3 separate regions of the Homo sapiens genome follow, and regions 1 and 3 are each linked to region 2. A link is a loop called in an ENCODE intact Hi-C map of the cell type or tissue named here. Cell type or tissue: heart right ventricle. All regions are shown on one strand.

The links. Peaks named below come from ENCODE experiments on the same cell type or tissue, not always from the same donor. Only the 100,000 strongest peaks of a DNase experiment are listed, where the experiment ranks them.
Region 1: it touches region 2 in a loop (3-fold over the local background); 24 of 110 quality-filtered maps call a loop at or near these places.
Region 3: it touches region 2 in a loop (15-fold over the local background); 75 of 110 quality-filtered maps call a loop at or near these places.

What each region holds. Positions count from the first base shown.
Region 1 is chr15:51,270,293-51,278,292 of GRCh38, forward strand. All of the region lies in intron 1 of CYP19A1 (cytochrome P450 family 19 subfamily A member 1), which reads right to left. It overlaps MIR4713HG (MIR4713 host gene), which reads left to right. Exons shown (of 3, transcript NR_146310.1): 2 at 7,691-7,758. Among named protein-coding and RNA genes, the nearest start is that of MIR4713, 32 kb to the left of the region's middle. In heart right ventricle, no CTCF peak of the experiment used is centred here; no DNase peak of the experiment used is centred here; H3K27me3 peaks cover 3,435 bases.
Region 2 is chr15:51,159,718-51,167,717 of GRCh38, forward strand. The region is part of intron 1 of MIR4713HG (MIR4713 host gene); the gene reads left to right. Among named protein-coding and RNA genes, the nearest start is that of TNFAIP8L3, 69 kb to the left of the region's middle. In heart right ventricle, CTCF peaks have their summits at 3,328 (motif pointing right) and 3,529; a DNase peak (open chromatin) is centred at 3,304; H3K4me3 peaks cover 441 bases; H3K27ac peaks cover 696 bases.
Region 3 is chr15:51,377,282-51,385,281 of GRCh38, forward strand. It overlaps GLDN (gliomedin), which reads left to right. Exons shown (of 10, transcript NM_181789.4): 2 at 168-219; 3 at 6,155-6,172; 4 at 6,504-6,611. Among named protein-coding and RNA genes, the nearest start is that of GLDN, 40 kb to the left of the region's middle. In heart right ventricle, CTCF peaks have their summits at 4,108 (motif pointing left) and 5,700 (motif pointing left); a DNase peak (open chromatin) is centred at 4,070; H3K4me3 peaks cover 364 bases.

The sequences.
Region 1 (8,000 bases), 110 kb after region 2:
CCTGAACTGAAACCTTGCTGAATTCATTACTAGTCCCAGTAGTTTGGTCTCTGCTTCCTCCCCTACCGCCTTAAGCAAAAGCTTTTGGGGGATCCCGGTGCTCTGGTAAAACTGGGATGTGGGTAGCTGGAGCTCCTCCAATCAGTATCCCTATCCCTACCTGGAACCCCTTCACCCTAAAAACAGCTTCTAGAAGTTGCTGAAGAAATCTCATACTCCAAGTAACACAGTATAACCAGCCACTGTTCTAGGGAAATTGGTATTTACTGAACACCTCCCCCATATTTTATAGGCATCTTATCTCATTTGAGTCTTTAAAATTAAAAAAGGAAACCACTGTGTGAGATAAGTAGAAGTAGCTCCATTTTAAAGATGAAGAAGTAGAGATTAAATCTCTTTGACAGGGTCTCAACAGTTGGTTTCTTTCTGAGGAAAGACCAAAATCCATCCGTCTGACTCTAGAGTTCATGCTCTTTCCTCCCACCGCAAGCTGACTATCCCCAGGCTACACAGGCAGACAGATTCCAAAATGGGTTTCTGCTGAGGCCCAAGTCTTTAGACCGACTGTCTTGTGTTCATTCAGCACGTGGCCCTGTGGGTCTTGAGGCCTGACTAGGCTCTGGGATTCCACCCCCACAACAACTGCCACCCAGTCTGGTTTCCTAGGTTCCTGTTCCTCCCAAATTGCTTTCTGAGGGTATCAGTGGCCTCCCTCTCACCCTGTCTGATGAACTATGTGCAAGTCTAAGCATTTTTTTTTTTTACTTCTCTGCTGCCTTTGCAGAGAACGTCTCCTTGGAACCACGTGGCTCAGTTTGTTTCTGGTTCTCTTCTCACATCTCTGTTCACTTCTTATTCATACTCTGTCCTGATTCTTTTTTATCGCCCTCTTCTTAATCACCCAGGTCATACAGTCTGTGGTCTCCAGATCTTCTGTTCTGTCCCTCTCTCATTCTTAGAGATGCTCTTTCAAGCACCTGTGGGAGCAATACCCCTCTAACCAGGCCTGCGAGTCACCTAAAGTTCTGACTACCCAGTTAACCCTAATGTACCCATAAAAAATTATAACACCTTGAAATTTCTAATAGTTTAGCATCCAAATGATGTTTTCCAGATCGTTCCCCTGTCTTCCTGTACTCTCAGAAGAGTACATCTTTTCTGAGACCCAACGTGTCTTGATTTATAGTTTGGGTGACATATTTAACATCTCCAAGGAATACTCTCACTTGGGTGGACAATTTACAAGATCTAAACCTTGTTGACAAACTAGCTCCACCACAGTTCTACCTAACCAGGTAGCTAAGCCTTAGACTTCTCTTTAGTTCTAGGGATCCCACCATCCTTTTGGTTTTCTTTCCTTCTTCTCTTCTCCCATATCTACTCACTGAGTCAAGCCCATTGTTTTCTCTGAATTAGTCTGAGGTCAGGCTGTATCCTCTGTGGCTACTGCCACTCTTTGATTGATTAGTCCAAGGATTTCCAAAGACTGATCTTCTAGTTCATATTATCCCCCCATCAGGGTCAATGTTACTTTGACAAAAATCTTTTCCTCTGGCACTTTTTACATAATAGGTGTTCACAATCTGGTGATATTAAAAAGCCAGCAGTGTTTGCATCAGCAGATTTTGTACCAGTTCTTCGTTATCTGTTCACTACATCCAAACTCCTTTGCTTGGTTTTTAGGATTTTCTACTATTGTCCTATATCACCAAGTTCATTGTTTATATTGTGCCTCAGTGTGGAACTCCTTCATCCAAGAGAGAAACACCAGGCTGGCTGACACTTTTGCACAACCCAGCACTCTCTCATCCATGCTTGTGCCCATTGTATTCTACACACCGTGAGTGCCAACTTTCTGTCCATCTTCGATTTTTCCCTTCAGTTTTAACCTCAGCCATATCTTTTCCTATCCTCGTATTTCTTCTCCAACCCTTCCCAACCTTCAAGATACGTGTTCCTGAGTAAATCTCTTGTGTGCTATTAGACTAGCCCCAAAGAGCAGAAGTTCTCAAATGTAACTGGAAATGAGCTTCATTAGGCTATGAGCTTCTTCAAGACAAGGATCATGTCTTATTTAACTTTATAGCACCAGCATCTAGACCAGTGCCAGGTACATCGTTTGAGTGCAATAAAATATACATTTTATAAACAAACACCACTCTATGGTGTTGGCCTCATTGGCAGAAGAGTTTGAGCTTCCTCATCTGGAAAATGGTGCTCAGAATATCGACATCATAGGTAGTGAACACTAAATAAGAAAAGCTACATGAAGGTCTTAGCACAGAACCTGGCACAGAGAACTGTATATTAATGAGTTCGTACCTTCACATTATGTTTTTAGAACTGTCATCAGAATTGCAGAGTTCCTATAATTGCTCCTCTACAGCAGGGTAGTTTTGCTAGAGCCTCCTCTAGAGTAGTACCAAACTCATGTATGAAGTTTGTAATTATTATAGGGGAAAAAACTGGCCCAGCAGGAGAAAAATCCACAAGGACCACTGCTTACAATGCCCCTGGTTATGATTTTTGGTGTGGAGTTTGGCTGTGACAGTTGAGATAGACAGATATGCAGATATACACTGATTCGTCTTTTTCAGGGATTCCATAAATGCATACTCGGTTAGGACAACAGGCTTCATAATGGGAGGGACCATTTTTCCATTTCTTTCCTCACTTTTTTTTTTGAGATGGAGTTTCACTCTTTCGCCCAGGCTAGAGTGCAGTGGCATGATCTCGGCTCACTGCAACCTCCGCCCTTCTGGTTTCAAGCAGTTCTCCTGCCTCAGCCTCCTGAGTAGCTGGGACTACAGGTGCACGTTACCACACCCAGCTAATTTTTGTAGAGACAGGGTTTCACCATGTTGGCCAGGCTGGTCTCGAACTCTGGACCTCCTGATCCACCCACCTCGGCCTCCCAAAATGCTGGGATTACAAGCATGAGCCACCACACCCGACCCCCTTCCTCACTTTTTATACAGGAGAGAAACTATATGATCAATAGGCAGAATAGTGTTTGGACACTCTGATGTGTTCATTTTAACACTGAACCTTACATGTTTATATTCAGCAGGCAAAATAAAAATTTTTAATCCAGGGAAGCAGTTAGTTAAATCACTCTCATAGATTTAATAACTTTCATAGTTTTGGAGTGGCAGTTATCCCTAATCTAACTATGCCTTTAGTTTTTCTATCTGTAAAATAAGGGTAATAGTCTACTCTCACCCTCTTCTTAGGAATAGCAACTATTATGGTACAGAGGAAAGAGCACTGGAATGGGAGTCAAGAGAACTGAGCTCTATCCCACCTTTGCCTAGCTGCACAGCCCTTGGGAAAATCACTTCAACTCAGGCCCCTCACCTCCGAGAAGTCCAAACTAAGCAACCTCTAAGTCAGTTCCCAGAGTAAGAATGCTATGCTTTTTAAAAAATGACAGCCGGCTGCAATGGCTCATGCCTGTAATCCCAGCACTTTGGGAGGCCAAGGTGGGTGGATCACCTGAGGTCAGGAATTTGAGAATAGCCTGGCCAACATAGCAAAACCCCATCTCTATTAAAAATACAAAAAATTAGCCGGGCATGGTGGCAGGCGCCTGTAATCCCTGCTACTTGGGAGGCTGAGGCTGGAGAATTGCTTGAACCCGAGAGACGGAGGTTGCAGTAAGCCAAGATCATGCCATTGCACTCCAGCCTGGGCCACAGAGTGAAATTTTGTCACACACACACACACACACACACAAAAGACATAAGTGGCCCTCTTCTTCTACCCAGAATTGCCAGATAAAAGGAGACTTCCTTTGCACCAGGTAGAGAGTGGGACTGGGCACGTGCTGTCCACGGCAGGTGTGTGGTGTCAATGTGCCAGCCATATACATCAATAGTACCACACACCAGGCAAGAACTCAAGCAGGGTGAACATGTCTGTTTGGAGACAAGGACCCTAGGGAAGTAGAGGCATGAAGATTACTTGCACAAGGATTATTACCGATTTTTGTACAAAAATTGAACCTATTACTGGGCATTCTTTTCAGACTTCCTGAGCTGCCCATCAGCCCTCTGACTCATGACTAGAGGAATTACCCATAGATATCCCTGAGTGGGGAGGGAATGGAAAAAGAAATGGGAGGTTGCCTCTTATGCCTCTTGGGAGCGTTATTCCCTCCTCTGAGGATGAACTGAAGTGTAACAGGTGAAGAGCTCTCTTCGTATTCACTTGATGGTCATGCCAAATGCAAGGCAGACCACCTCAGAATCTGTATCTGCCTACAAATACCATCATATTTCCCAGTTGTATGAAAGAGCCACAGTGTTTCTAGCCAAAAGACTTGAGTTTAAATCCCACCTACATGAACTGTCTGGCTTTAGGCACGATGCTCCAGGTGTCTGAGTGATGGAAGGATCACAAGAAATAGAGATGCACAGAGTGTTTATTCTAGGACTGGCTACAGCCTCCCTGGCCCTCGCTCCTGTATACATCATCTCCTGCCCAAATACTATTTAGAAGAAGATTTTTTTTTAATAAACTCTCTAAGATTGATCCCTTTGTCAGGGGTATTTGAAGAAGAAAGAAGGGGCAACACCATAAGCCAGAGGGGACAGCATACCGAAATCCTGCAACGCTGGGGAGAAAGCTCTGCTTTCTCTATTGTCATCTCACCCCCACTCTCAGGCCTGCCCCAGCCACACCTGGGCTCTCCCTCCTTCACCTTAACTTGGTGACATGTCACTTGGCCCATTCTGGATTTGGCTTCCGCTCCGCTTGTGGTTTGGCTTCCACTCTGCTTGTGCAGTCCCTAACTGTTGTGGCCCGTGTCAGGGTGGGAGGGGACATCCAGGAAGCCCTGTTCTCAGAACTGTTCACACAGAAAGGGAACCTCAAAGAGTCCTACCCCACTTCACTTGGGATGTGCATCATGGCAAGAAATGGTGCCATGGCCTGTGGCCACCACGGCCACAGCCTAAATGAGCACCCACCTCTGGCTCATAGCCAATGGCAGCCTTGAAAACACAGGACCTGAGTCACTCCACCCAACAGAACCAGTGGTTAAGGAGTCTCTTCTGTGAAAAGATGCCTAAATCTTCACCTCCAGCCCTACTCAGAGCTTTTGCTTTACTAAGACCAGAGGGATTATTTAGTGTCAGTTTTAAATTGCTACTTGTGCCATTCTGACACAAGGAAAATGCACAGGCTTGGGAGTCAGACTGTCCTGGGTTGAAATCCCAACTTTGCCATTTACTGTTTAGGTAACATCTGGCAAACTGCTGGATCTGGCTTAGGCATGTGTGAAATGGGGACACGGAGACTTCTGGACAGTTGCTGTAAAGGTTAAGCAAAACTGCACGTTGTAAATTGCCCAGTCCTCGTCAAGCACCTAACTCAAGAGTGACTGCTCACATTTTTTTTTCTTGTTTCCTTCTCACCAGAGAAAGACTAAATTATCCCAAGTATGGTTTATTTATAAGAGTTCAAAAATTCTGCTGAAAGGCCAACCATGTAGTTATTGAACAAGTTCCTGCCTGATTGTTTCCGTTCAGGTAGTAAAGTGTCCAAAGTAAATGGATTCATTTGTAACATAGATCGCCCCTACAGCAGGACTGCTTGACAGTGTGCCTGCTAGCTGCTGTGTCCCCCCGGCCAGCCCCACACCAGATTCCAGCCTGAGGTTTGAAGGAAAAGGGCCGTCAAGTTTGTCTAGGACTTTTAGACGCTAAATGAAGATTATGATGGAAACTGTCCTTCACAAAATTAAAACTATCCTTTTTCCTAGGAAGCTCTCACTGATAGAGAGGCTTGTTTTGATTTCCAGATTTATATTGAGACCATTTATATGCAGGCATGTGTGTGAATGTAAGTGCGTGTCTCAGAAATAACTAATCCTAACACAGCAGAATGATTTGGCTTAGTCTATAGCAGCCAGTCTAATCAGAGTATTTCATAGTCTATCTCACATCTTGCAGGAGTTTGTCCATCTTCGTCAGATGGCTCATTATGCCAGCCAAAATGACAAGCTCTACAGGCCCACTGACCCCCTTGTTTCCTCATGTATAGATAAAACTCAGAACACATGAACTCGAAAGACACAGTGACTCGATTTGCAAAGTCCCAAAGAACCACTGCAAAAACTTAGCTGCCACTTGCAATATAAATGTTACCATACCTTTGCTTTCATGTTAACTACCCTTCATATTTTAGGAAACTACAGTACAGTTAAAACTGAAAACATATCCAGACATAGCAAACACAAGTTACATCTTGTAATTATTTATGCAAGTTCCTTAACTTTAAAGCCACAAACCATTTCTACAGTAATTACCACACTGCAAGTACATACAATTTTAGTTCTGAAGGACAAACCTATATGCTTCTCTGTGATTTCATAGTGCATTGCTTTAAAAAATTTCTGCAATTCAATCTAAAACACCCAACTTTCTAACTTCAAGCAAAGTCTCCACAAAAATGAATTCTTCCTGCCTGAAGTCGGTAGCAGTAACAGAAATACAAGTCATAAGCAGCTTTTAAAATCAAACGTAATCATAATGTGCTATTGAGGTGCCTTTGCTTAGAGGAGCAACTGTAAGTCCCAAAATTTGTGGGATTGTGTTGGTTTTGAATGCCCTGACCCATTACCAAGCTTTGTATTCAGACAAAGCATCCCATTTTCTGGTTCCAAGAGAATGTCAGCATACAGTTCAATTTAAAGAGGTATTTGCACCTCTGAAAGGGCACAAAAAAAAAGAGAGAGAGAGAAAGAGAAAGAAAGAAAAAAGAAATAAAGAAAGAAAAAGAGAGAAAGTGGTACAAGCAGTTCTTATAAAAAATAAAACTATGTGTCACTATTTCAACTTGTCTTTATTGAAACTGCAATTTTCTAGTCTGTTTTCTTAGATCTGCAGTATCTCTGTGTAACACTGTTTCCAAGCTCAATTAGGAGGATTTTTATTTCATCCCCATAAAATATCTCCTTTTTTATGCCCTTTGAGTGCCCCAAGTGGGTTTATAATTACGCAATCTTTATTGAAGGAGTACAGATGAAGTAACAATTCTCATTTCTAATTCCAATTTTCTGGAAAGACATTTAAGTCTTCAATCCCTGGGTACCTGAAAAAAGCAAACAAGGTACAGATGCCTGTAATTTTTCCTATTTTTAGTTTTGGAACGAATCTTTTCTTACGGCAATGAAAGCAAATGAAAAAACCAGTCCTTGAACACTTGCAACAAAAGACTATCACTTTCTACTGGAATTGACATTGGATTAAAAAGCTAAAGTTTGAAAGTAAAATTATTTTGCTACTCTTTAAATATTTAAGCAGTATGAAAATAAATTAGAAAATAAATACGCGTATTTCCCTAATAGTGCACACCACTTGGGTGACATTCTGTATACTCCTATTTTTGCCATGATGTGGATTTTTTTCCCATCAAATGAAAACCTACAGAAATAAATTCTGAAACAGATAGATTGTTCCCCTCCTTCCATTCTCATGCCAATGAAATATTTCAAGTGAACTGTTTTCTGATCACAAATATCACGTTTTTTTAAAAAAATCAAAAAGCAGTTATTTAAAAGAATACATACTATTATTAAAAGTTAGTCAAGACCAACTAATAAGACCTCAAAAATGAACATATTTCAAAGAATTTTGTTCTCTTCAATAGTTGCATGAGTTTTTTTTTTTTTTTTTTTTTTCCCCAGGAAAATGTGCAAATATCAAGGTTACCTGGGTCTGCTGGTCACTTCTAGTTTTTGGACTCTTGAAGATGGTGAGTTTTGCTAATGATGCGCGGCTGTTTAAGAACCAGGTGGCTTTTCTGGCAATCACTCTTCGTGTGCCATCTTTTATAAAGGTGCTTCTTGTTGCTAAGAGATCAGTTGCTTAGAGACCAAACCATTAAAAAAATATATATGTCAGGGGCCAACATAAATTATAGCCAAATTTTGTCATTTCAGCTCGCCCCCTGAATGTTTGGCTTTTGTAATAGATCGTAGCGTACCAAGAGAAGCT
Region 2 (8,000 bases):
ACCCTGCAAATTATGTAGCCGGTCCTGGGAAGCAGTGCCCACTCTCTGCTCTTAGACACTGGAGGCTGAGTGAATGTCAGGCCTGCCCCTGGCCAAGTTGTAAGGTAGAGACACTTGTCCCTGGCCCTTCGTCTGGCCTTTCTGAGTCTTCACCCATCATTTCTTGGAGCTAAGGCCTCCTGCAGACACTGGGTGCTTCTCCAGAGTGTGCCACCATATCCTCCTAGGTGTGCCTGCCTCTGGCGTCACACCATGCACCACCAAGACTTTCCCAATTCTTTGTAGTGAACCTACCTCTGTGCTTGTCCATGCTAGGGGCTTAACATTTATTCACTAAGGTGATTGACTAAATATGTGATCAAATAATATGCGATGAAAGCAGCTCGACAGAGTGTCCGGTGCCAAGGGCACTGGCCTAGGAATCCAGTCTGGGCTCTGATCACCTCACTTCCCTGGACCTCCTTTTCCCATGGAGTAAAAGAGGTGCTTGGTGAGATGGCTGGAGGTCTCCCCCAGCACTCGCTCTCAGACACACCTTGCTGGTGCCTCTGAAGTGACATTGCCAGGTTCATCTCAGCTGACAGGTAAGCCCTGGGTAAGATGTCTCAGCTGATCAAGTGGACCAGAGGGCACATGTGTTCTCCCTGATAGACCTCTGAGGACCCACCCTTCAGAGGGGGGCAGGGATATGGTGTGGGGGCTGAGAAGATGGATTAGGGAGGAGATAAAAGTGGTGTAGGGATGGGAGCAAGTTTCTAAATTCCATTTGAAGTCAATTTGCAAAAGCAGAGACTTGAGGAGCACTCCCCACCCAGAGAAACACCTAGACTGTGAGAGACACTAAAAGTCTATCTAGAATTCCACATTTACAGTGGAGCCCAAAGGAACCAGCTGGGCTCCTGGCCCCTGCCCTCGGGGACTGGCAGCTGAGTGGATGCCCTCCCATGGCACTGAGCCGGCTGGGCGGACACGAGTTTGACTGGCTCTTTTGTCTATAATATGTATCACTTTGCTGTTGAGGCTTTCAAGTGAAGTCATAGAGCAGTTACTGGCAATACCATCTCCTTTATTCCGAGGGGCTATTTATAGAAATTCTTGCTCTTAAGTATATTGGCAATATCTCCTCACAGGAGGGCCTTCATCTCGGCTCACCCCCGGGGGAGCTCTCAATTCCCTTAGTTGTCTTGCTTGTGAAAAAGCAATTTTAATTTCCCAAACAAATTTCCCAAACCTCTAGGGGAAAAGAAATCTATTTCCTAGTAGATTTTAACTGAGCGAGGGCTAAACTGGGGGAAGCAGAATTGTTTTTCAGTTTCCTCTGAGTGAGGTCTCTGGGTCTATGTCCATCCTGTAGGATCTTGTTTGAATGGGAACCAGGCTTCTTAAGCTATCTGTTGTGAATCATTCCCTGAAAAGCAGACTCTGAGACAGATTTGTGTGTGGAAGTTTGACTGGAGTATGCCCTTGGGATCAACATTGGGAAGACAGAGTTGGGCCGTGATGCAAATGTGACAAAGGTTTCAGCCAATCCCACTGGGGGTCTGGATCTAGGATGGTCCCTCAGAGTTTTGCTGTACGAAAACCAGGGGTCCAGGCCTTGCCCCCTGCATCTACCCATCTATTAGATGTGGATTGTCTATGGGAAGGGGTTATCTATTGGAAGGGGACATATCTTTCGGTGAGGCAGCTCTCTGTAACTGAGAGCAAGTTGAAAGTGAGCAAGATGAAAACTCATCTAAGCCATCATCTGCCAATGCCACAGCTGGGAAATCAATGCCTCAGTCCCACAACTCACACTGTTCGGTCCACACAGTGACTTGTAGATATGAGCCTTGCTTCCAGAGTCGGAGATGATGACAATGGCTGGGCCCAGACAACCCCAGCCAGATCAGTGCAGCGGCAGGGGAAATGAGACTCAAAGTGACTGCATGGGATTGTATTCATTTGAAACCTCATTATTAGTTCTTGTTGCCTCAGGGAACCTCAGGAATGTTAAACCCACATGGTGGGGATGAACATATGGCCATCACATCCAGTGTTGTGGTTGGAATCTGGGTCATTATTGCCCTAGCTGTGCACCTCCTTTCCTGGGTGTGCAGAAGGACCAATGTCCCTGACCCCTAACTCTTCCATAACTCTGTGCTTTTTCATTTGCCATTCCCTCTGCCCAGAATGCTCTCTGCTTCACATTTCCTTCCCCCTCCTCTTGCTGATAAACTTCTATCCATCTTTCAGCATCCAGTATGAATGTCACCTTCTCTTGGGAACCTCCCCTGGCCAGCCTCTCCCTGCTGCCCAGCAGAATTGGTCTCACCCTCTCTGGCTCCCCAGACACTCATTAGCCCAGCCTTAGGCAGCTGTCTCCACACCCTGGGTCTGCTGGTCTGTCTTCCTCATGCTGAGCAATTTAAGGTCAGGAACTGAATCCCACCCCTGTTTGTATCTCTGAGCACAGGATAATGCAGACTCCTTGGATGAGCTGCATGGATGCAGGAGGGAACTTTGAAGGATTTTGAGTCAAGGAATAAAGGAGAGAAGTCAGGTTGAGGAGGCATGGTGGATTGAACTGGAAAGAGATCATGCTGCTCAAGCCCAGCAACGAAACTATTTCTTCTTCTCCACCTGGGCTGCCTATTTAAAGCCATCTGTAAAGATGTCCTCTCCTGATTCCACTGGCCATACTGGCCTCTTCTCTCTACAATGCTGCAGCTGCAAATAACAGCAGTCGGTGTCCAGTCAAAACGTGTCGAATAAATGAACGAATCCAGAATTCAGGCCATAAAGGTCAGGGCGTGGCTCCAGGAGGAAAAGGGGTGAAAAATATTTTTTTGGCTTTCTAGACAGGCCTAGATGACAGGCCTTAGTAGCTGGAGAAGTAGCATGGTGGCATGTCATAGGTGAAGGCAGGGTTGGAAAGCCAGAAGAAAGAACCAGTTTCAGGTTGGGACCTAGAATATGGTCAGCTCAAATGGTCCATATACTGGATTGAATGTTGAAGTCAACAAAGCAGGACTGTGGTTAAGGGGAATATATGAAAATAATGTTGGAGAACAGACAGGGATCAGGACACATGGACCAGCTGAGACCACACCTGGTCTTAATCTGTGATGCTTCACTCTAGGTACAAATGCTAAAAGCAATGTTTGAAGATCTTTTAAATGAGATGTGCTTCTAATCAGAAATGACACGCAATTGTGGGTTGGCCTGCTAAGACTGCTTTGGCCCCTCAGTGGCTGTCACATGTCTGTCCTTGGTGCAATGTGACTGGGGGCTCCAAGTGCCTATGGGGAGCCTTCTCCGCTGGCTCCCATTTAGCAATGTCCACTAGGTGGCGACAGAGACTCACTTGCCTCCCCTGCAGAGAGCCTGCTTTTTTGAGATACAAAATTAGCCTCACAATATTCCAGCTCTATAAAAATAGATTCCTCTTTGAAAAAAAAAAAATCCCATAAAACTTCATTATATAAAACAGTGGAAATCTTAGCAAAGATATCGTCAAAGAGTGGAGAAGCCATTTAGGATAAATATACAAACAAAAGATCTAATTATCTCTTTTATCTAAGCAGGCACTATGCAGCCTGATTTTCCGTTTAAGAGCTCATGACTCATTGGGTTCTGGCAGTTTCTCTTTCGGAGTTCTGTCAATCTGTCTCAGCTTCTCTCCTGTGGTTTCATGGAGTTTATTTCTGCCTTTTCCTGAGGTTTGGGACACTACACCGTTTGTCTCTTTCCTCCTACCTAGATTTCCACACAAAACAGAAGCAAAGCCTTGCTCTGCAGGTTGCTTTATCAACCATTGGAAGATGGACAGAGGTTTTTTTAAGCTGTGTGAACAGAAGCAGACAATTTTACTTTGTTATTTTCCCCTGTGCTACCCAGATAGCAGCAGCCACCCTGTAGTTGGCCACCCCCAGGGGCCACAGCCAATTATAGACGTTTCTGTCTCCCAGCTGTGGAACCTCAGGCAAGCCTTTGAACCTCCTTGATCTCAGCTTTCTCACCTGTAAACTAAGGATTAGCATAACACCTCCCTCTTGAAGTTATTTTAAGACTGGATAAGGAGAGGGCAAGGGAGACCGAAAATTGCAAATCACTTTACAAATGTTGTACATCAATAGATCTCTTTTAAAAAGGGGCCGCTCTTGAAGAAAAAGTTGATTAATTTTTAAAAGCATGCTAGCTTTGGAGGGTTCTTGTGGCAAATGCGACATTTGAGGAGGATCCATCTTTGCTTACTGAGTGTGGAGGGGCATGCTCTAGCCCCTCCTATGGAGTCAGGAAGCACCCCCAGTGGCCATTCTGTGAAGAAGCCAACGCGGTGCCCTGAGTGCCTTGTGCCCAGGATTATGTGCCCAACAGCTGCTTCACTGGGAGGAGGCCATTATGAAATCAGTGGTTTCCTGAAGCTGGTCGTGTCCATAATTAAAGAATGTTAAAACTCCGTAGTTGATTTTCCACTTCTGTCTCTGGCGGAAAGCAGGCTATTAATTGTCCCGTTAAACCGGGGTGGTGATGGTCAGCCTAGAGTCCAGAGCTGGCTGAGGCTGGAGTCTACATGGCTTGTGCTGGGCACTACCTTAGCATGGAGAGCACTTTTCACTGCTGTGGGCTGCTGGGGTCTGCCACACAGCATGGCCGTCCAAAGTGCTGAGATTACAGGTGTGAGGCACTGTGCCTGGCCAAAAAAAGAGTTTTTTTAAGGCAGTGCAACGATTGCAAAGGCCACACCCCAAGTGGATGTATGGTTATAACTTTTGACAAGTACTGCAAAATCTTCTTCCATATCTCACCCCTCTATCTCTCTATCTCATCACTAGTATTAACTGGGGCTGATACAGTTAATACAAGTGGAAGCTGTTTTTATTTTTTCTAAGATTTACTTATTGAATAGTTATATGTACAGTCTAAAAGCCAATTTGCTGAATGTTCTATTAATATTTCATTCTATCAAGAAAAGAAAAAAGAACTGCCTGAAGTTCTTTTTGGTATGTAGCCTGAGATTCATTTTCTACCATTATGGTTGGTGATTGTTATAAGAAAGAAATTAAATTCTCTTCCTCCCATTAAGTAATATGCTTAGAGAACCTATAAACCCATTTAACTATATATAAATAGCAATCAGGCAGAAGACAAGATTGGAGAAAAGAATCCATTTGTAATAGCGATGAAACAGATAAAATACCCCCCAAATAAATTTGTCTGCTGATGGCCACGGCTCTCTGAGGAATGGTATTGAGTTTCTCAGCATCACCAGAAGTATTGTTTTCTACTTGAAATTTGAAAGTGTAGGTGCAATAGCACATTGCTACTTTTTTTTTTTTTTGAGACGAAGTTTTGCTCTTGTTGCTTAGGTTGGAGTGCAATGGCACAATCTCGGCTCACTGCAATCTCCGCCTGCTGAGTTAAAGCGATTCTCCTGCCTCAGCCTCCCATGTAGCTGGAATTACAGGCACCTGATACCATGCCTGGCTGATTTTTTGTATTTTTAGTATAGATGGAGTTTCACCACGTTGGCCAGGCTGGTTGCGAACTGCTGACCTCAGGTAATCCGCCTGGCTCAGCCTCCCAAAGTGCTGGGATTACAGGCGTGAGCCACTGTGTCTAGCCCACATTACTATATTTTAATGAAACTTTAGTATACTCATCCTAAAACTCCACATCCATGTTGCTTTATTGTAAAAAAAAAATGTCCAGAAATGGCAACAAATGGGGGCTGGCTCTTACAGGACAGGGCAAGAAGACACAGTGGTCAGCTCTTGTGAAAAACATATTAAAATGCTCTTTTAAGCTACGCAAAGAAAGGAGACACAAAAGAAGCCTTAAGCAATGGAAAGGTCTACTGTTTGAACGTTCATACTTGGGAAGATTCAATATCATGAAGATGTCAAGTCTCCTTAAATTAGTCCAGAAGTTTTTAGGCATGTCAACTGAATCTAAAGTTCACATGGACAAACAAGCAAGCATATTCTTGGACAGAAAAATTGTGAGAAAAAAAAGAGTAACGAGGAGGGAAACATCCTACCAGATATTGAAACATATTATAAATCTATAGTAATTAGAACAATGTGGTACAAATGCATGATTAAATCAATAATACAGACTAGAAAGTCAAACCAAATACATATGGGAATTTAGTATACGATATAAACTACACCCTTAGGGAAAATGCGGACTATTCATTTAATGATATTGAGACAAGTGGATCATCTTATTAAAAAAAAGCTGGATCTCAGGTCTTACACCAAAATAAATTTTAGGTAGATTAAATATATAAACATGAAAAGGAAATCATACAAGTAGTATATAAAAATGGGAGATTTAACTAATAATATCAGAATGGGGAAGGCTCTTCTAAGAAACCACGCCCACACACAAATTAGTAAATTCGACAAAACAGAAACAACAAAAAATTTTGTGTTAAAAGTAACACTAAATCAAAATGAAAAGATAAAAGGCAAACACAAAATTGACAAGGATGCTTGCAACTTGTGTAACTGATAAAGGGCTATTTTCCTGAATATATTTCTCTATTCTATAATTACTTTCTTTAATATATTTTAAAAACTTCTGTAAGTAAGTATGAAATAGACAAATGATAAGAACAGTTATCAGAAAATGAAATACAAATGATTCAAACATGAAAAGATGCTCGAGCTCAGTCTATAATAATAGACCCTTAAAAGTATAATGAAATATCTTTTTTTAAACCCCTATCTGATTAGCAAAGACCAGCAAGTTGGAAAAACAGAGGGCTTTTTCAAAGATCAAGCTTGTGAGCCAAACTAAAGGATTCTGTGCTTTCAAGAATTACACTGTTTAGAGTTTGGACTTTTTGAAAAAAATGTACATGTCTATGAAATAAATTGGCCTTTTAAAAAAGAGTTTGCAGCAATGCTGAAAGTAGTGGCCAAAAGCATGATCAAGAGATAGGATATTCATCTAATCTCAAACCATCTCCCTACAAGCTATTTATCAATTACAAAGTGAAAAATACTAACTGCACAGTGGTGAATCCAGGTAGCCACCATCCTGTCAGGAAGCCCAAACCAGCCACCTGGGGAAGGACTGGGGTTCTCGGCCACACACAACACCCAGTGCTGTCATGTGGGTAAAGGAGTCTTCAGATGATTCCAGCGTTTAGCCTTTGAGTTTTTCAACTAAGGCCCCTGACATCATGGAGCGGAGACAAGCCATCCTTGATGTTCTCTATACAAATTCCTGATCTCTAGAATCCACAAGCATAATAAATGGCTGTTTAACGGTGCTGAGTTTGGGGGTAATTTGTTATGTAGACAAAGCAAATGGAACAGGGAGTGTCTGCCAAATTTCTCCACCATGTTACCATTTTCTCTTTTGTAAGTAATAAGTAATTTGAGGGGAGATGCATTGAGACTGTAAATATTCTGTTTCTCATCAACCTTTCACCCTTATCAAACTAGTTTTGGCAACCACTGATGATTTTCTAATTCTATCATCCCTTCTATATTTATTAGTTGGCTTTTTTTGTTTTTTTTTTTTTTTTTAGACAGAGTCTCATTCTCACTGTCGCCCAGGCTGGAGTGCAGTGGTGCAATCTCAGCTCACTGTAACCTCTGCCTCCCAGATTCAAGCGACTCTCCTGCCTCAGCTACCCGGTTAGCTGGGATTACAGACATGCGCCACCACGCATGGCTAATTTTTTTGTATTTTTAATGGGGACAGGGTTTCACCATGTTGGCCAGGGTGGTCTTGAACTCCTGACCTCAAGGGATCCGTGTGCCTCAGCCTCCCAAACTGCTGGGATTACAGGTGTGAGCCATGGCACCCCGCCTAGTTGGCATTTTTCTATCAGTGTGCTCTCAGGGATTCCTATTTTATTCAGTGAAATAGAATACATTATTATAATTGATGCTCAAATTGTCCCAGATGTAGAAGAGTCCCTTCAGTGGCCCATGGAAGTTCCTTCAAGCTAATCCTGGGTCCTATTGAATGTTCCCCATTTCTCACTGAGCATCTTCTTA
Region 3 (8,000 bases), 220 kb after region 2:
ACTGCAGCATCACTAGGTGGGACATCACTGCGTTTTCCTTGAACTTCCGCGGGTTCTCCTAAAGTTACTTGGTGACTTTTTATGATTGCTTTCTGCTCGTCTGAATAAAGGATGAGCCCAGGGCCTGCTGCCCACTGTCTGCTCTGATGACCCTCTCTCCCCTGCAGATCCGAGTGATGGTGGACCTGTGCAACAGCACCAAGGGCATCTGCCTCACAGGTAGGCTGGCCGCTGAGCAGAGCCGCTCACACAACAAGGACTTGTGCCGCTGAAGGCCCGTGGCAGAATGAACGCCTAGGGACACTTTGTTATAAAAATACATGTTGGTTTACTTTTACCAGATGTTTTTAATGAGCTGAAAACCCATTGTAATATGATTATGAAAAATAATATTTTCAGTATTGCCATAGAAATATAGCCATGGAAAATAACTAGGACTTGGGTAATTAGAAACGTGTGGTACCTTGAACCAGAGCCACAGATTATTTTCTTATTCCCATTAGTTTTTAAAAGGGGAAAGAAAGGAAGGGAAAAGACCTTGCTAATTAATACAGTTCTTTTATCAGAAGTACTTATTGGCCAGATTGGCCAGGTGTGGTGGCCCAAACTAGATGTTGCGGAGTGCTAGAGCAGTCCCCTCTGACTTTAAAACATTACCATGAGACCTTGAAGCCACCTGAAGCTTTTGCTGGATCTCTCAGTTGATGGTCCCAGTCTCTGGGGAGGCCGGGCTAGAGCTTCTCAGGGTTAAGGAACCCTGCACAGTTTGCATCAGGTTGTAGGAAGCCTAGCCTTTTTCCCCAATATTTCCCCCACCTCCCTCTCATTACCTGCCTTGCATTAGGAGTGCAATGTGAGTTTGCTGAGTGAATAAACCTGTGAGTATATGGGTATGTGAATGGAGGTGAGATGGTAAGAAAGAAACTCCCCTCAGGAACCCCACATCCAAGTCTGACTCTCTTTCACTTATTTTGGCCTCAGAGAGAAAAACTATAATTCTGTGACTTCTTGGGAAATGCTAATTGAATAACTCAAGTCATATTCCGGCCCTCACTGAAAATTAAAGATCTTCAGAACAGCTTGGTCCTTTACTCTGAAACTCTTGTAGCTTAAGCATCTTTCTTCCATCTCTTGAAGTCCTTTTTCAGAGTTACATGCGACAGTAATGAGTGCTAGAGAAATGGATGGATGGAATTACAGGCACAAAAGCCTGTTGAGAGGCACAGGAAAAGCCTCTTCCTTTTTGATTTTTTTAATATAGACCTGAGAGCCAGGCTGTACAGTGAATGCATGGGACGGAGCTATTGAGACCACTTAGGAGAGATTGGCAGAGAGTGGGGAACGACGTCTGCACTGGAAGTGGGTTGAGTAGGTTTTTCTTTAGCACTTTGAAGTGCTTTTCAAAAGACAGCACCTTCTCCTTTCATGCCAGCTTGAAATTGGGCCTCCTTTTGCACAGAAAGTTCTTCAATTAAAATTAGATGTGAAAAGTACAAGTTGCAAAGTGAGAGGATCCTTTGGGATAGACCACGAGGCCTGGATTGGGGGCAGGGTAGTGGGCAGCAAGGTGAGTGACAGGACCCAGGAATGAACTGGGTAGCTTCAGAGGGTGGACACAGAGCATTGGTCTCGAGCCCTAAGAGGATGCCTGGCAGGAAGATGTGCCAGAGCAGAACCTGGGCTTGGGGACTGGGAACAAGGTTTAGCTTCCCACTGGATTCATCTTTGAAAAAGCAGGCACTCATAACTTGAGGCTAGTCCAGCTGTGACCAGGTAACCTGGCTCCCATTCCTCTTCCTTGCCCAGCTGTTGCTGCTACGGCAGTCAGGACAGATGCTATGTGATTCTGTGCAACCTTTAACATCTCAGTTGGATCGTGAGGGTAATCCCCTAGCTAGAGTAATTAGTTATTCTGCTAGTACAGAGTTTGTCAAACAACACATGCTTTTCTGAATGCATCTTACTCTGGAGCCCAGATTTCCTTGGGGACCCAGAAGCATATCTTCTGGGAGAGCAGGCATCTTGAAGAAGCCATGTTATTGGGTTATTCTTCACTCACTGCATCCTCTTCGTGTGTATCTGTTAGAAAATATCTAAATCATCATGTTACTGAACTGCGTATTGGGGCAGAAGCACTACACATTCTCCTTGCAGCCAAGTGACCCTAATCCAGTTATGATACGTGTCTCTAGTCTCTTATTCTATGCCTAGGCAAATATCAATCACGGATCAATGCTGCTGAGCACAGCCTCATAGCATTCTTTTCTGCTGTTCCAGAAAGCCAGCACTAATTGACTGGAACTGGCACTTCTCTCTGCAGACTGATTTGTTTTTGGTGTTCATGGCCATCACAGACCTCAAGTTTACATAACTGGGGCATTGTGAGCCAATTTTAGATTTCAAGGGAAAAAATATCTAAGTGGCTCAGCTCTTATCAAGCATCCACCCAATTTTAATCGATTCTGGTTAGGAGTGTGGGATGGGTACAGTTAGCATGAGCTACATAATTTGCAGGGCCCAGTGCAAAATGAAAATGCAGGGTTTCTTGTCCAAAAGAAGCAGGAAAAAGGCTTTCTTCTTTCTTCCACAGTCTTGACCTGTTTTGGTGTGAGTTTTTATCTGCTACCTAATGTCATACTCCATGAAGCATAGAATACTTATGGGGCAAGTACAGACCCTCACAGGCACCAGGGATCCTTCCCTGTGACTCAGGCACGCAGGGCACCACTCAGCCCCACCTTTCCTGCACTTGTGCCCCAGCCCCTACCAGAGTGGAAGGTGGCAGAAGTTACTGATGGGGCAAGGAGTACAGAGGACACATCATGGGGCAAGGGAGCAGGTGGCAGTTCCTAGGAAGGTGGTGGGAGTTGGGACCCCACCAAGCCCCCTGTGCATACTTTATTGACCCATTGGACTTCACTTACACAAATTCAAAGACAAGATCACTGGGAATTTCTAGACGGCGACTGCAGAGCATTAAGCCCACACCTGAAGCCCCCTTGTGAGGTGAAACCCTATGCACCTGCATGGGTGGTAGGCCCAGGACACCAGCCCTGCATGCACTATTAGCATGATCATGGATGTCTGCACATATTCCTTGAGGATGTGCTATTCAAGAAAGGGAGAAGGGTCAGGAGCTGAGAAACAGTTTTCTAAACACCCAGTTGGCACACATCATGGCATTTGACATTATTTGACACATGTGGGAGCTCTTCCAGATGTCAGGCCCCTGGAGAGCCAGGCTGGCATTCTGAGAGGACGGAGGACATCCCGCCATCACCATAACTCCCTATGCCTCAGCACATTTTATGTCTGCCCGGACTGCTGAGCTCTCTGGGGCTGTCTTCCTTTCTCTTCTGAAATTCTCTCCTCATCTAGCTGCGGGGAATTAGACCTGCTGGATTTCCTCCTCCAAGTGTCTTCTGACAACTCTCTCTTTCCTGGTGCCTCTTCTCTCACTTGCCTCTCCCCAGGTGGGGTGTGGCCCTCCCGCTCTTCCATCCCCAATTCTAGCCTAGACTTTTTACTCTTGCCTTAAGACTAGCAGCTCTGGACCTTTTTAGGATCAAGAACCCCTCTAAGGATCTGCTGATGGTGACTGATTCTTTTCCCAGAAAATTTTCACACCACATCAGAGGGCCCATGACCACCTCCATTCCAGTCATCTATGATGCTCGGATAAAAATGCAGATTATTGGGCCTCACTCTAAATCCAAACTGAATTAGGAACCCCAGATGGGGCCTGGGTATCTGCATTTACTAGGCATTGCAGGCGATTCTGTGGATTCATATGAGAGGAACTCTATCCATAGGGCATCAGTGGAACTCTTGCAGGACACCCTAATCTAATCACCACAGTGAGAGCCTTGGCCACGGCTAACGTGTCCTGAATATACAGCTTCAGCCGGGAGCTCTCACCAACAGTACTGATGCATGGACGTGGTTATCAGACTGTCGTGAGAACTTTTGAAACCTACTGTGTACAGGCAAGTCTTGTGTCTTACAGTCAAATTATTCTTTCCACCAGTCTCTATATCCGAATTTGGCTCCCTCTGTCGTCGCGAACGATGATTAATTGATTTCCTCTGACCTCTGTTAACTGGCCACCTCACCCCCTTCCCAGTACGTGTTCGCCATCTGGTGGTAAAGTCATGGAGACACAGGCTGTACTGACCCTAGAGAATGTGGTACCATTTTAGCCAGCCATTTTTGCCCAGAGTAGGACTGTTATGTATTGAAAGCATATCCTCAAACACCTATTTCTCCCAAAAGTCCCCACGCCTGTCAAAATAGCCTCTATCCATCTGTATTGCAGGCCCCCTGTTATCTGAATGTCCTCCTCCTTTGCCTCCTACCCAATCAGATGTGGATTCTTGCTCATTCTGCTGAAATACCTCTTGAATGTCTAGCTTTCTCTACAATTCTACAGTCAGCTCATTTATCCACAAGCTTGTCACTGAGTTGACAGCTACAAAGATCCCCTAGGGTTTTTTTTTTTTCTGCAATGCCCATCCTCCATGTCTCTCTTCCTGTCTCTGTGTCACTGTCTCTCTCGTCTTGTTGCACCTAGTTCTATCCATCTACCAACGACAAAGAGGCTATCAAACCCACACTGCTTTCACAGCATCATCCCCCTGCCTAAGAACCTCCCATGGCTCCCTCCTGCCTCACAGATACCATCTACACCTCCTGGTTTGACATTCAAGTGCTTCTGCCACCCACCATACCCAGGTCCTTCTTCAGCCTCATCTCTACACACTTGGCCAGTCCTCTAACTTCCTCCCACCCTGAATCTTATAAGTCCCCACCTCTGTACCTTTACTCCTGGTGGCCCCTTCATGGAATGCCAGACCTCATCTGCTGCCATCTTAAGCCCCGTTTCTTCAATGTCGTGGCTCCAGGATCATCTTCTTGAGATGCCTTCTCAGACCACTGCATGCCCACACTTCCCCAGTACCCCTTGTCAGGGGTATGGGAGTGGAGACTTCACTGTAGCTCTCTCATACTGCATTATGGTTTCAAAGAGTCCATCTTTCCCACGTAGACTGTGAACACAACAGGATACAGGCACCAAGATTTCTTGGTGGAGTTTGATGCACATAATAACTGCTTAGCAATGCTTGTTTTGTGAATGGTCACAGGCTTAGATTTATGGAAAGACCTCACCATTCCAATATTGGTAATCATTATATGTGGTCTAAAGAGGCGGGCAGATCACGAGTTCAGGAGATCGAGGCTATCTTGGCTAACACAGTGAAACCCTGTCTCTACTAAAAATACATAAAAAAAAAAAAATTAGCCGGGCGTGGTGGCGGGTGCCTGTAGTCCCAGCTACTCGGGAGGCTGAGGCAGGAGAATGGCATGAACCCAGGAGGCGGAGCTTGCAGTGAGCCGAGATGGTGCCACTGCACTCCAGCCTGGGTGACAGAGCAAGACTCTGTCTCCAAAAAAAAAAAAAAGAAAAGAAAAGAAACAAAAGGAACTCAAGTGCTCATGTTACAACCTCATTAGCTTGTCTGAGTACTCAAATAGAATAGTCGACAATAAGACACCCCTATTTGTGGGAGCAAAATTCATGTGAACCCCTTAGATCCTTGAGTAATTACATGCTAAGGAAGGTATTTGTTACCTGATCTGGGCTCTCAATTTTTCTCAGGCTATTTCATGTAACAAAAGAGAAATCTAGCCAGCCAGCTTTCACTCCCGACTCCCCCCAGTGGCTCAGATGAGACAAGCTAGCTAGATTACAGCACTTGGAGAACTCCTGGGACGGCCAAATCTCAGCCCCACAATGACAGCACCATCATTTGCTAACCCCCATGCTAGGGCTGCACTCATGGCCACCAGCATTGTTACTGGCCCTCCGTTTATTAGGTTGACTGCTTGAGAGATGACTAATTTATCAATCTAGAGTGAGGACAGCTCAGAAATTAATCTTGGTTCATTGAAACAAGCAAAAGTGGTTTGATTGGCAAATGGGTCTTTGTTGAATTGCTTTAAAGGGTCTTTTGGCCAAATATAACGAGTTCTAAATACAAGGTGTCAAATCCATTGCTTAGGGTCAGTAGATAATTAGGAGATTTGAAGGTCGGGGGTGCTCTTTGTTTTCTGGGTTCGGTGCTGGTTTCTCAACTAAATTTTTTTTCCGTTGTAGGACCTTCTGGACCACCAGGTAAGAGCCCATGGATTTTCTAGTTCAAGGGGAGGCTGTGGGTGGCCAGACCCTAGGATCTCCCTGTTGGGACAGATGCGGGGAGGGCAAGAGCCTGGAGGCAGTCCTGGCTGTGTGTCTCCTTCTTTGTGCCCCTCACCTGAGGCTCTGCCATCACCATCCCCCCACTTGGCACTGCTTCAGCCAGAGAAGGAAGGAAAGAAGTGGGAAAGGATGTGGAAAAGGAATTGATGCCTGCTCAGTTTCACTGGTAAAGGAAATGACAGTAACTTCAGTGAATAATTTTTTTTTTTTTTTTGGTTAATGTCCCTGTTTCTGTGTTTTGATGCAGGACCTCCGGGAGCCGGCGGGTTGCCAGGACACAACGGATTGGATGGACAGCCTGGTCCTCAGGGCCCAAAAGGAGAAAAAGGAGCAAATGGAAAAAGAGGAAAAATGGGTATTTTTGGCAACTCTTCTAATTAATTTCCCTGTTATTTATCTCCATGATTGCATTTGGGTCGACTAAAACTGTGTGCAGCAGGGGTAAGGTGTTTCATCTCTGCACAGTTTAAGGCCGGTTTAACTCTTACCTAGAAGCCATTGCGTTCCGGGATACCAAGGGTATACTTCTTGGTCCCACCTTGACAGATGTTTATTTCAAACTGGAGAAGCCGTCTCCTGGGAACTGACTCGCACCCTTCTGCTGCAGATGGGAGGTGGAAGGAGCAGGAGCCCACAGCCCTGGGAGGGGCATTCTGTGGGCCGTGTGACAGCTGGTGCTGGTGCATGCTCTTTCGAGGCTCAGCTCCTGCCTTGCCCTCTATTGCCTCCTCCTGCCCAGCGAATCTGTGTTTGGTTGAAAATCAATGAACTGATGTTGGCCCCTGGTAAGGCATTTCTTGGCTAGAGGAATAGCTCAAACTGCTTGAGTGGAAAGGCAGCATCCTGGCCTCCCTGTGGCCGGCACTCAGGTCAAAGGGTCTCCTCTTCAGGGGCTACAGGATAACTATGAAGATATGGCTGGCATCTCGGAGGAGCTTCCTTTGCCCTGTTATGAGCAGGCCATCACCACTGGAGAAAAGGCCCAGAAGCACCAAGGCACGAGATGTGCCCAGGGAGCAGTAAGAATCAGGGGCTGGTGCAGGGCCTGGCAGGAGGCTGGGGCACAAAGGGGAAGATTCTGAAGGGCTCTGAGCACCAGTCCTGGGGAGCCGGGGTCAGGGCAGATCCACCTGAAGAAAGCTGGCACATGCTGTGGTGGGAGCTCAAAGACAGAGGGTAAGAAACTACTCAGGAGGCTCCTACGAAGGCCTGGCTCTCAGCCACCCGTCAAAGCCACTGCTGAGGGCAGAGGGAGGTTGTTTTCAGCCGGAGACTCCACTGCACCATCTTATTTTCAACCTCTTGGCTCTGCTACCCAAACTCACTTGGACTGGCCCTGGACGAGAAGAAATGGTAGAAAATTCTTCCAGACAGCAATTACTCCTTTGGTCACCTCCACTCTTATTCTCATTAGCAATTGAAGTAAGGGCCAGTGGAGAGGGAAAAATTGTCGAGCACCTCTGACACTTGGCAGTGCCTACCTGCTTGTGTTCCAGAGGGCAGCTTCAGAGAAAACGGGCACACACCGTCCAAGCCAGCTCAATCCTCAGAAGGCCAGTAATTACCATTGGAATTACACAGCAGCAATGGATCGTTCATATAGGATAATAATTATAATTATACATGAGCATCGCTGTAGAATAATGATGCCTATTGGCTTATCCTGGGAAGACTCCAAAAATGTGATTCAGTCCTGAGGCCTCGGCAATGGGCATGATGAGGGCAGGCTCAGGGGCAGGAGGGC